2 separate regions of the Homo sapiens genome follow, and region 1 is linked to region 2. Evidence: read pairs that join two places in POLR2A ChIA-PET (ENCODE). Cell type or tissue: Caco-2. All regions are shown on one strand. Region 1 has its middle 23 kb from the start of PHF21A. Region 2 overlaps PHF21A (PHD finger protein 21A).

Region 1 (5,000 bases), 130 kb before region 2:
GCTGGGATTACAGGCATGCGCCCAGCTAATTTTATATTTTTAGTAGAGATGGGGTTTCTCCATGTTGGTCAGGCTGGTCTCGAACTTCCAACCTCAGGTGATCCTTCCACCTCGGCCTCCCAAAGTGCTGGGATTACAGGCGTGAGCCACCTTGCCTGGACCATTGAGGCTTTAAATATTGTCTGTACACCAATGACTCCCAAATTTTATCTCTATCCTTGTCTCTCCTCTTGCTGTACACCTGGCTATTCCACATCTCTACTTGGATATCTCAAGAGCATTCCAAAACTGAACTCAGGAGTTTATTCCCCCAAACTACTCCTTTTTTAGGGTTCTCAATTCAGTGATTGTCTTGCCAACCTCTGGTTGCTCAATGAGAATCTTGGGAGTCATCCTGGACTCCCTCCCCATGACTCCAGTATCCAATCCATTCCAAGTCCTATGGACTCTATGTCCTAAGTGTCTCAGGAGAGTATCCCTTTCTTTCCATCTCCACTGATCCCATCTCCCCAGAACTTCTGCAAGGGCATCCTAACTGGTTTCCCTGAATCCATGCTTGCCCTTAGCCAGCATGTTCTCTACAATATAGCCAAAATGATTTTCAGAAAGCAAATCTGATTATGTCACTCCCCTGTACGAAGATACAGCCACAAACTTGTTAAACACAAAATTATTTACCAAAAGAAAGAAAGGATGAAAAAACTTAAATATTCACAAATATCAGATTGGGCCAGGTGTGGTGGCTCATGCCTATAATCTCAGCACTTTGGGAGGCCAAGGTGGGAGGATCACTTGAATCCAGGAGGTCAAGGCGGCAGTGAGCTAGGACCATGCCACTGTGTTCCAGCCTGGGCAACAGAGTGAGATTCAGTCTCAAAAAAAAAAAAAATTAAGTAAGTAAAAAATACAGATCAGTCAGACACACTTAGTATATCCATTTGATGAGACAGTATGCAGTTATAAAAAACAAGTGTAGTTCCAGCAAATGTTAAGAATCAGATAAATGCTATTATTTAAAAATCTAGAGCAGTGGTGTCCAACGGAAATATAACATAAGCCTCATATATAATTTAAAATCCTTTAGTAGTCATGTTTTAAAAAGTAAAAAAAATTAAATTAATTTTCATAATGTATTTTATTTAATCCAATATTTCAAAAATTTAACATTTCAACATGTAATCAATATAAAAATTCTTATTGGGGTGTTTTATATTCTTCTTTCACACTAAGTCTTCAAACTTGAGTATTTTTTTTGTGGGGGGGCAGGGTTTGGTGTTTTTTTTTGTTTGTTTGAGATGGCGTTTCACTCTTGTTGCCCAGGCTGGAGAGCAATGGTGCAATCTCAGCTCACTGCAACCTCCGCTTCCCGGGTTTAAGAGATTAAACTCTCCTCAGCCTCCCGAGTAGCTGGGATTACAGGTGCCCACCACTATGCCCAGCTAATTTTAGTAGAGACAGGGTTTCACTATGTTGGCCAGGCTGGTCTCAGACTCCTGACCTCAGGTGATCTGCCCCCCTCAGCCTCCCAGAGTGCTTGGATTACAGGCGTGAGCCACAGCGCCTGGCTTGTACATATATATATGTGTGTGTGTGTGTGTGTGTGTGTGTGTGTGTGTGTGTGTGTGTATTTAAACAGTTATGCATTTATTTTCATGTGTAAGAAGACAACCATAACTGCCACGTGAACATGACTGTGTGGATACACAGTTCAGCACAAGGCTAAAGTCAGAAGTGAGTGAAAACAAAATAGCACGTTGATTTAAGTGAAATAACAGAACAGGAGGCCTTTGGTTATGATAAAAATTGTGGAGGTGGTCTGTGAATGCAGAAGTTCAGGGCTCACTTCTCCAGGCTTAGGGTGAGATGCTGTGCTCTGGACTGAAGCCCCTGGAGTTCTACAGAGAAGCTTGCCCAGTGCACGGCCCCTGTGACGTTCTCCCAGGAGCCTGTGGTACAGCAAGACCCCAGGGAGGAAAGCACATTCTGTTTAACTTGTCCATGCTCTGCAAAATGTCTTAGAAGTGATGAAGCAATGATGATGATTCTCTTTCAAAGGGAAGAAGAATCTTCTAGATGTGGCATTGAGGAGGCAGCGGTTACAAGACGGGCTGGGCTACAGGGCCCGAGTGGGTCTTGGGGTCATAACTAGGGGACTGAAGGGACATCTGTCCTGGAACCGTCCTGGAGAAGTGCTTGTGTGTGTTTGGGGGTGGGGTGGTGCATGGCCCCTGTCAAGGCTGCAGGAGGCACACTCGGCCCTGTGCCCAGCATGCAACAGGCTCTCACCCCATGCCTGCTGACTCACTACAGCACCCGGGAGGAGGTGCCAGAAGGCAGATTGGGGGCTGCTAACATCCCGGGGTATCTGTGGACCACCCTCTCCTCCTAGGCCTGGGCCCCAGCCCCACTTTAGCACCACACATTCCAGAGTGAGGAAGTCCAGGGCTGTGCCCCCAATGGGTCCCATTCTTGTACGTGTGCAAACCAAGGGGAGGTGTTTGCTATTACACTGCCTCCCCTAAATCCAAAGAATGTTGATTCCCATCATTTCAACCTTAACATTTTCTTTTCTTTTTCTTTTTCTTTTTTTTTTTTTTAATTTTGAGATGGAGTTTCACTCTTATTGCCCAAGCTGGAGTGCAGTGGCACGATCTTGGCTCACTGCAACCTCTGCTTCCTGGGTTCAAGCCATTCTCCTGCCTCAGCCTCCCTAGTAGCTGGGATTACAGGCAGCTGCCACCATGACTGGCTAATTTTTTGTATTTTTAGTAGAGACAGAGTTTCACCATGTTGGCCAGGCTGGTCTCGAACTCCTGACCTCAGGTGATCCACCCGCCTCGGCCTCCCAAAGTGCTGGGATTATAGGCATTAGCCACCGCGCCCAGCCAACTTCAACATTTTCAAAAGCACTTTTTTTTAATTTTTGAGATGGAGTCTCACTCTGTCGCCCAGGCTGGAATGCAGTTGTGCAAGCTCAGCTCACTGCAACCTTTGCCTCCCACATTCAAGCAATTCTCCTGCCTCAGCCTCCCAAGTAGCTGGGACTACAAGCATGTGCCACCACGTCTGACTAATTTTTGTATTTTTAGTAGAAACGGGGTTTCACCGTGTTGGCCAGGCTGGTCTTAAACTCCTGACCTCAAGTGATCCACCCACCTCGGCCTCCCAAAGTGCTGGGATTACAGGCTTGAGCCACTGTGTTCAGCCTAAAAAGCACTTTTTAAGGGACTTTGGAGTTTTTCCTCAAACAGCTCAACCGTGCAAAGCCATGCTGGTCTCAGCACCCCGACCAGACAGCTACAGTCAGCACTAGGGGTCCAATTGTCCCCGGCAGACTCCCCCCAGCTTTCCCCTGGAAGTGGGGTGGGGCCAGCAAGGAATTCTGGGGGCGACGCTCATGGTCCAGGAACCTTCTGGTGCCCAGAGGGTAAAGGAGGAGTGGAAGTTCTGACGGCGCTCAGCCCCACTGTGTCCTGGAAAGGCTGGGCCGACTTGCAGGCTGGTCCCCATGGAGGCTCAGAAGGAAAGTGTGCAAGAGCAGGTCAGGAAGGGAAACCAAGTCAGGAAAGGGCCCCAGCCGGGACTAGTAGTCCGCTCACTGCCTGACACCCGGCGGGCACTCTCAGCAGCACCCCGCAGCACTCTGCTTCAGGTGGCACGCCTTGCAGAAGAGATGGTTGTTGAGCGGGTAGCAGCCTTGGTCCGTGGGCTCAATAGACAGGAGGATCCTGCAGTCCTCATACCTGTAGCAATTTTCATGGAAGTTTCTTCCAGTGCACTCGATTTTGAAGGCATCTTTCCCATCCCGAGGAATGATGGGATTCTCACAGATGCTGCAGACGGGGGCAAATTTCCTGTAGAAGTCGTCCAGGCAGTACACCTCCTTCTGGCTGCCCGGGGCAAAGCTCTCATCCCCGCTGCACCGGGCGCAGGTCACACACGTGAAGCAGGCGGGGTGGAAGGCCTGGCCCGGGGCCCTGATGATGTGGTCCCGGACCACCTCGCCACACTTGCTGCACTTCTGCAGCGTGTCCTGGCAGCAGGGTTCGCAGAGGGGTCGCATATCCTTCTGATAGAAGCTCTGCCCAGCCAGCTGGCGGCGGCAGGTACGGCACGTGAAGAACTGGACATGGTACTGCCTCTTCATGGCCTCCACAGCCAGCTCCTGGGGGGACACAGTCTTATGGCAGAAGGCACGGATGTCTGTGGACGCCTCTCTCTCAACAGGCTCTGCTGGGGGAGGCGGCAGCTCTTTTTCCACGGGCCAGAGGGGATCCGGCCCAGGCTGGACTGAAGGTCTCTCCGCAGGGGCCTGTGGTGGGGGTGGGGACGGGGGCAGGTGCAGCTGCTCTAAGTCCGCAATAAGTGAGGCCCCCATTGGAGCAGGAGCCTCGTCTTCACAAGGCAGGAGCACCGGCGGGGGCGGTGAAGCGGGTGGGAGGAGGTCCAGGTGGGGAAGCACGTCCTAACCATCCAGGACAGGAGGAGGGGGTGGACACCCCGGGCTGCCCGCGCCCCGGCGGCTCCGACCCCTGTGTATTTTATACTTACAGCATATCTCAATTCAGACACTAAATTTTCATCAGAAATACTTATCTCTGAAGACTTAGGTTTTATAAAGTAAATTTACAGTTGAAAAGCAGATTCACATACCTACATTGTTCCAAAATACTTAAACGTTTTCCAGTAACTAAGTCAAACATCAGTTTTTAAGTTTAAATGTTAAAGATAAATAACATCGTCCAGGGAGAGTGGCTCATGCCTGTAATCTTAGCACTTTGAGAGGCCAAGGTGGGAGGATCACTTGAGGCCAGGAGTTCAAGACCAGCCTGAGCAACACAGCAAGACTCCATCCCTACAAAAAGAAAAAAGAAAAATTAGCCAGGCATGGTCGTGTGTGCTTTGTAATCCCAGCAACTTGGGAGGCTGAGGCGGGAGGATCACTCAAGCCCAGGAGATGGAGGCTTCAGTGAGCAATGAATGCACCACTGCACTCCAGC
Region 2 (5,000 bases):
ATTTGACATGATACTTAATTTTGATGTGACTTTATTTGGAACTCAGATCCCAAGCTAATCAAAAAGTACCATTAAAAGCGACATTCTTTTCCCCTATCTTCTAGAAAGAATTAAAAAGCAGTTTCTTCTTTTCCTCTTTAGAGAAGATAAAGCGAAAAACCAATAACTGAGAAATTAACAGCCACAAAAGTTTGCAAATGGAGTCTGTGAGTTTCAAAGGCTCCAAATTAAAAAAAAAAAAAAATTAGATTAGGCTTCCAGAATGAGAAAGGCTTATTTTCTTCCCCCTTTCTTTTTCTTGCCTTATTTTGACCAAATGAGTTTGTCTTTAAACACAGTTTTAGCTTCTTACATGATGTGTGTGTTCTTGCTGCTTACGGTATGATACATTGATTTTGTCATAAAAAGTCTTGCATTGGATTGCATTACTCTGAGATGTTATTTTAGAAATTGGTGATGTGCATCTGTGAGAGCGTGTCATGGTATGCAGTAAGCAGTGCCATTAAGTGAGTTATCACCATCTGCTCCTACCTACAGTTATTCTTGGTACAGCATCATCATTTTTTCTACAACTATCAATTGCTATCTCTGTTTTCTTGAATTTAAAAAAAAAAATGTGTTGTCCATATCAGGATTTTGTTCATGTTTACCAAATTATCTTTTGCCAAGTCATGTGACATATGTACCTGTATGGAATCTCTTCCATATGAAATTGAGTCAAATAGGTTAGTGGGATTTAAAAGGCATTTAAATGGACACATAAATTATGCACAGACGGCTATTTCAGGATAGCTGTTTTCTCTGAATTGATGAGAGATGAAGTCTTTAGACAAATTTCTTTCAGTTTTAAGGAGATTCTTTTCTTTTTCCCCTATAGATTTTTCCCAACTGGCCAAATACACCAGAGGCTAAGTGTTAATACTATACTGTACATTCTCCTGAAAATGGTGCTGAGCTTGAGCCCAGACCTTCATGATGCGCAGCTAACAGATCATTGGGCATTCTGGGGAGGTACATTTTGATGCTTTTATAAGAAAGCTTTTGAAGCATAGGACACATTTTTTTTTTTTTTTTTTTGAGACGGAGTCTCGCTCTGTCGCCCAGGCTGGAGTGCAGTGGCGCAATCTCAGCTCACTGCAAGCTCCGCCTCCCGGGTTCACGCCATTCTCCTGCCTCAGCCTCCCAAGTAGCTGGGACTACAGGCGCCCGCCACTACGCCCGGCTAATTTTTTGTATTTTTAGTAGAGACGGGGTTTCACCGTTTTAGCCGGGATGGTCTCGATCTCCTGACCTCGTGATCCGCCCGCCTCGGCCTCCCAAAGTGCTGGGATTACAGGCGTGAGCCACCGCGCCCGGCCTAGGACACATTTTTTAACCCCTACAGCTAGTTAGAGTAATGAATTTAACCAAAATAATAAATTTTCATTTTGTGTTCCAATTGAGATTACAGAGTTGAAAAGGCAAAGTAATAAGAGCAATTTGGGTGGCTATTTACACTGTGCTTTGCTGTTTGATAGCCTTTTCTGTGGAACCTTGGTTTATTTCTAGGGGAAAGATTAGTTTTTCCTATCAGTCTACATATTTATCAAGAACAGTTTTTAGGGACAAAATCATTTGCATTTGATTTATGTAATCTTTGTTAATTTTGTAGAAATTTGGAAGAAAATATTATAGTGAGTAAAGATAATGACTTCTTTTCCAGTTTGGTTTTTTTGAGGAGATGAGGGAGGTGTTTTTTTTTTTTCCCCCTTAAGGGCAAATCCTGAACTGTAACTTATAAATATGGAGCTCTTCCTTGTCAGGAGTTTCAGCTTACAAATAGCTTCCTACCACCACAGGGAGACAGAGTGTTATCAGTCCACACACCCAAAGCAAGAAAAGAACACATCCAACTAGTATTTGCAAAGAGTAGTTTACAGTCTTGTTAGCTTTCAATATACTTTAGTATCTCCTACTTCTTTAGTCGTTCTGAGTGCTAAAAAAACAAATCTGATTTTTTCCTTTGCTAGAACTATGAGAAGATAGCAAATATGCCTGTTAAAAATTAATAGATGTAGGCCGGGCGTGGTGGCTCACGCCTGTAATCCCAGCACTCTGGGAGGCTGAGGCGAGCGGATCACCTGAGGTCGGGAGTTTGAGACCAGACTGACCAATGTGGAGAAACCCCGTCTCTGCTAAAAATACAAAAATTAGCTGGGTGTGGTGGCACATGCCTGTAATCCCAGCAACTCAGGAGGCTGAGGCAGGAGAATCGCTGGAACCTGGGAGGCAGAGGTTTCAGTGAGCCAAAATCACGCCACTGCACTCCAGCCTGGGTGACAGAGTGAGACTCCATCTCAATTAAAAAAAAAAAAATCCAGGTTAAACATTTTTAGTAAGAACACTACCTTGTGACTTCATCACATCAGGGCACATCATGTTGATTTGCCCCAGAATTGCTGATACAAATTTTGATCATTGGTTGAGGTCGTGTCTGTTTAATTTTTAAGTGCTATAGGTCTGCATTCTAGATGATAGAATCATGTAATGATTCAGTTCAGTTTACCAAACATTTCTGAGGGCTGCCAAGCTCCAGGTAGTGGGCTATAAAATCAGCAAGACCTAGTCTCCCCATGTTCTTAAGGTGCTGGCAGTATAGTAGAGGAGAAAAACATAAGCTACAAATTGCAGTGTAAAATAGATTATGTCATGTGCCATTTTAAAGTTGTACACGGGTGCTCTTTGAATATAGAGAAGGGAGATATTAATCCTGAGTAGGGGATTAGGGAAGGGTTTATGTAAGAAATGGTGTTTGATCTAGGTCTTCTAGAATGGGTAAGGTTTGGACAGGTAGGAAAGGTGTTGCATGAGAGAGGGAATAATTTAAGCAAAGGCAAAGGTACAGAGGCAGGAAAAAGCATTTTGAGTTCTGGAAATAGCAGATAATTCAGAGTGGTTGAAGGAATGGATATAATGGGAGGCGAAGTATAGTTGTTAAGGGCCTTAAATGCCTTACCTAAGAGTTTAGGGAGAAGACTCTGGGAAATTTTGAGTCATGAAATGACATGGTGATATCCCTTTTTGAGAAAGATTGTTCTACTAGCAAAAGGATCTACAGTCACACAAAGACATTTAGGTCAACAACAGACCACATATATGATGGTGGTCCCATAAGATTATAGTGGAGCTAAAAATTTTCTGTTGCTTAGTAGCCATCATAACTACTTGGTAGCGTAATACATTACTCATGTTTGTGGTGATGCTGGTGTAAACAAACCTACTGTGCTGCCAGTCATATAAAACTATAGCACATACAATTATGTACAGTACATATTTGATAATAATAAATGACTGTGTTATCAGTTTATGTGTTTACTTTTTATCACTACTTTAAAATATACTCCTTCTGCATAGATAGATAGATAGATAGATAGATAGATAGATAGATAGATGACTGTAAAACAGCAATAGCCTCGGGCAGGTCCTTCAGGAGGTATTTCAGACGAAGGCATTGTTACCATAGAAGATGACAGCTCCATGGATGTTGTTGTCTGTGAAGACCTTCCAGTGGGATAAGGTATAGAGGTAAAAGACAGTAATATTGATGATTGTGACCCTGTGTAGGCCTAGGCTAATGTGTGTGTTTGTGTCTTTGTTTTTAATTAAAATGCTTAAAAAGTTACAAAAAATTTAAATATTTAAAAATAGAAAACTTAAAACATAAGGATAAAAAAAGTATTTTTATACAACTGTACAATGTGTTTTAAGCTGTTATTACAAAGAGTCAAAAAGTTTAAAAATTAAACTTTATAAAGCAAAAAAATTACACTAAGCTAAGGTTAATTTATTATTGAAGAAATAAATTTTTAAAATCTCAAACTATAAGAATCCTAGAAGAAAACCTTGGAAATACTTTTCTGGAAATTGGCCTAGGCAAAGAATTTATGGCTAAGTCCTCAAAAGTAATTGTAACAAAAACAAAAATTGACATTTGGGACCTAATTAAACTAAAGAGCTTCTGCATAGCAAAAGAAACTATCAGAGCAAACAGACAACCTACAGAATGGGAGAAAATATTTGCAGTCTATGTAGCCAACAAAAGATTAATATCCAGAATCTGTAAGGAACTTAAATCAACAACAACAACAAAATAAATAACCCCATTAAAAAGTGGGCAAACAACATGAACAGACACTTTTGAAGGGAGACATACAAGCAGTCAACAAACATGAAAAAATGCTCAACATTGCTAATCATCAAAGAAATGCAAATCAAAAGCACAGTGATACCACTTTACACCAGTCAGAATAACTATTTTTTATTTTTTTATTTTTTTTTATTTTTTTATTTTTATTTTTTTTTTTTTTTGAGACGGAGTCTCGCTCTGTCGCCCAGGCTGGAGTGCAGTGGCGGGATCTCGGCTCACTGCAAGCTCCGCCTCCCGGGTTCACGCCATTCTCCTGCCTCAGCCTCCCGAGTAGCTGGGACTACAGGCGCCCGCCACTACGCCCAGCTAATTTTTTGTATTTTTAGTAGAGACGGGGTTTCACCGTTTTAGCCGGGATGGTCTCGATCTCCTGACCTCGTGATCCGCCCGCCTCGGCCTCCCAAAGTGCTGGGATTACAGGCGTGAGCCACCGCGCCCGGCCCCAGAATAACTATTATTAAAAAGTCAAAAATAACAGATGTTGGAGAGGCTATGGAAAAAAGGGAACACATATACTGTTGGTGGGAATGTAAATTAGTTCAGCCTCGGCCATTTGGAGATTAATGAAAGAATAAAAGTAAAACTACCATTTGACCCAGCAATCCCATTACTGGATATATACCCAAAGGAAAATACCTCAGTCTACCAAAAAGTACACTTGCACTTGTATGTTCATTGCCACACTATTCACAGTAGCAAAGACATGGAATCAACCTAGGTGTCCATCAACAGTGGATTGGATAAAGAAAATGTGGTGCATATACACTGGAATATTACACAGCCATAAAAAAGAACAACATAATATCCTTTGCAG

The links. Peaks named below come from ENCODE experiments on the same cell type or tissue, not always from the same donor. Only the 100,000 strongest peaks of a DNase experiment are listed, where the experiment ranks them.
Region 1: POLR2A ChIA-PET joins it to region 2 with 6 read pairs; 3 of 35 experiments call an interaction of 5 or more read pairs at or near these places.

The regions. Positions count from the first base shown.
Region 1 is chr11:46,142,217-46,147,216 of GRCh38, reverse strand. It overlaps the pseudogene FBLIM1P2. Among named protein-coding and RNA genes, the nearest start is that of PHF21A, 23 kb to the right of the region's middle. RefSeq lists an enhancer at 3,350-4,009. In Caco-2, no CTCF peak of the experiment used is centred here; a DNase peak (open chromatin) is centred at 2,956.
Region 2 is chr11:46,014,327-46,019,326 of GRCh38, reverse strand. All of the region lies in intron 6 of PHF21A (PHD finger protein 21A), which reads left to right. Among named protein-coding and RNA genes, the nearest start is that of LARGE2, 94 kb to the right of the region's middle. In Caco-2, no CTCF peak of the experiment used is centred here; no DNase peak of the experiment used is centred here.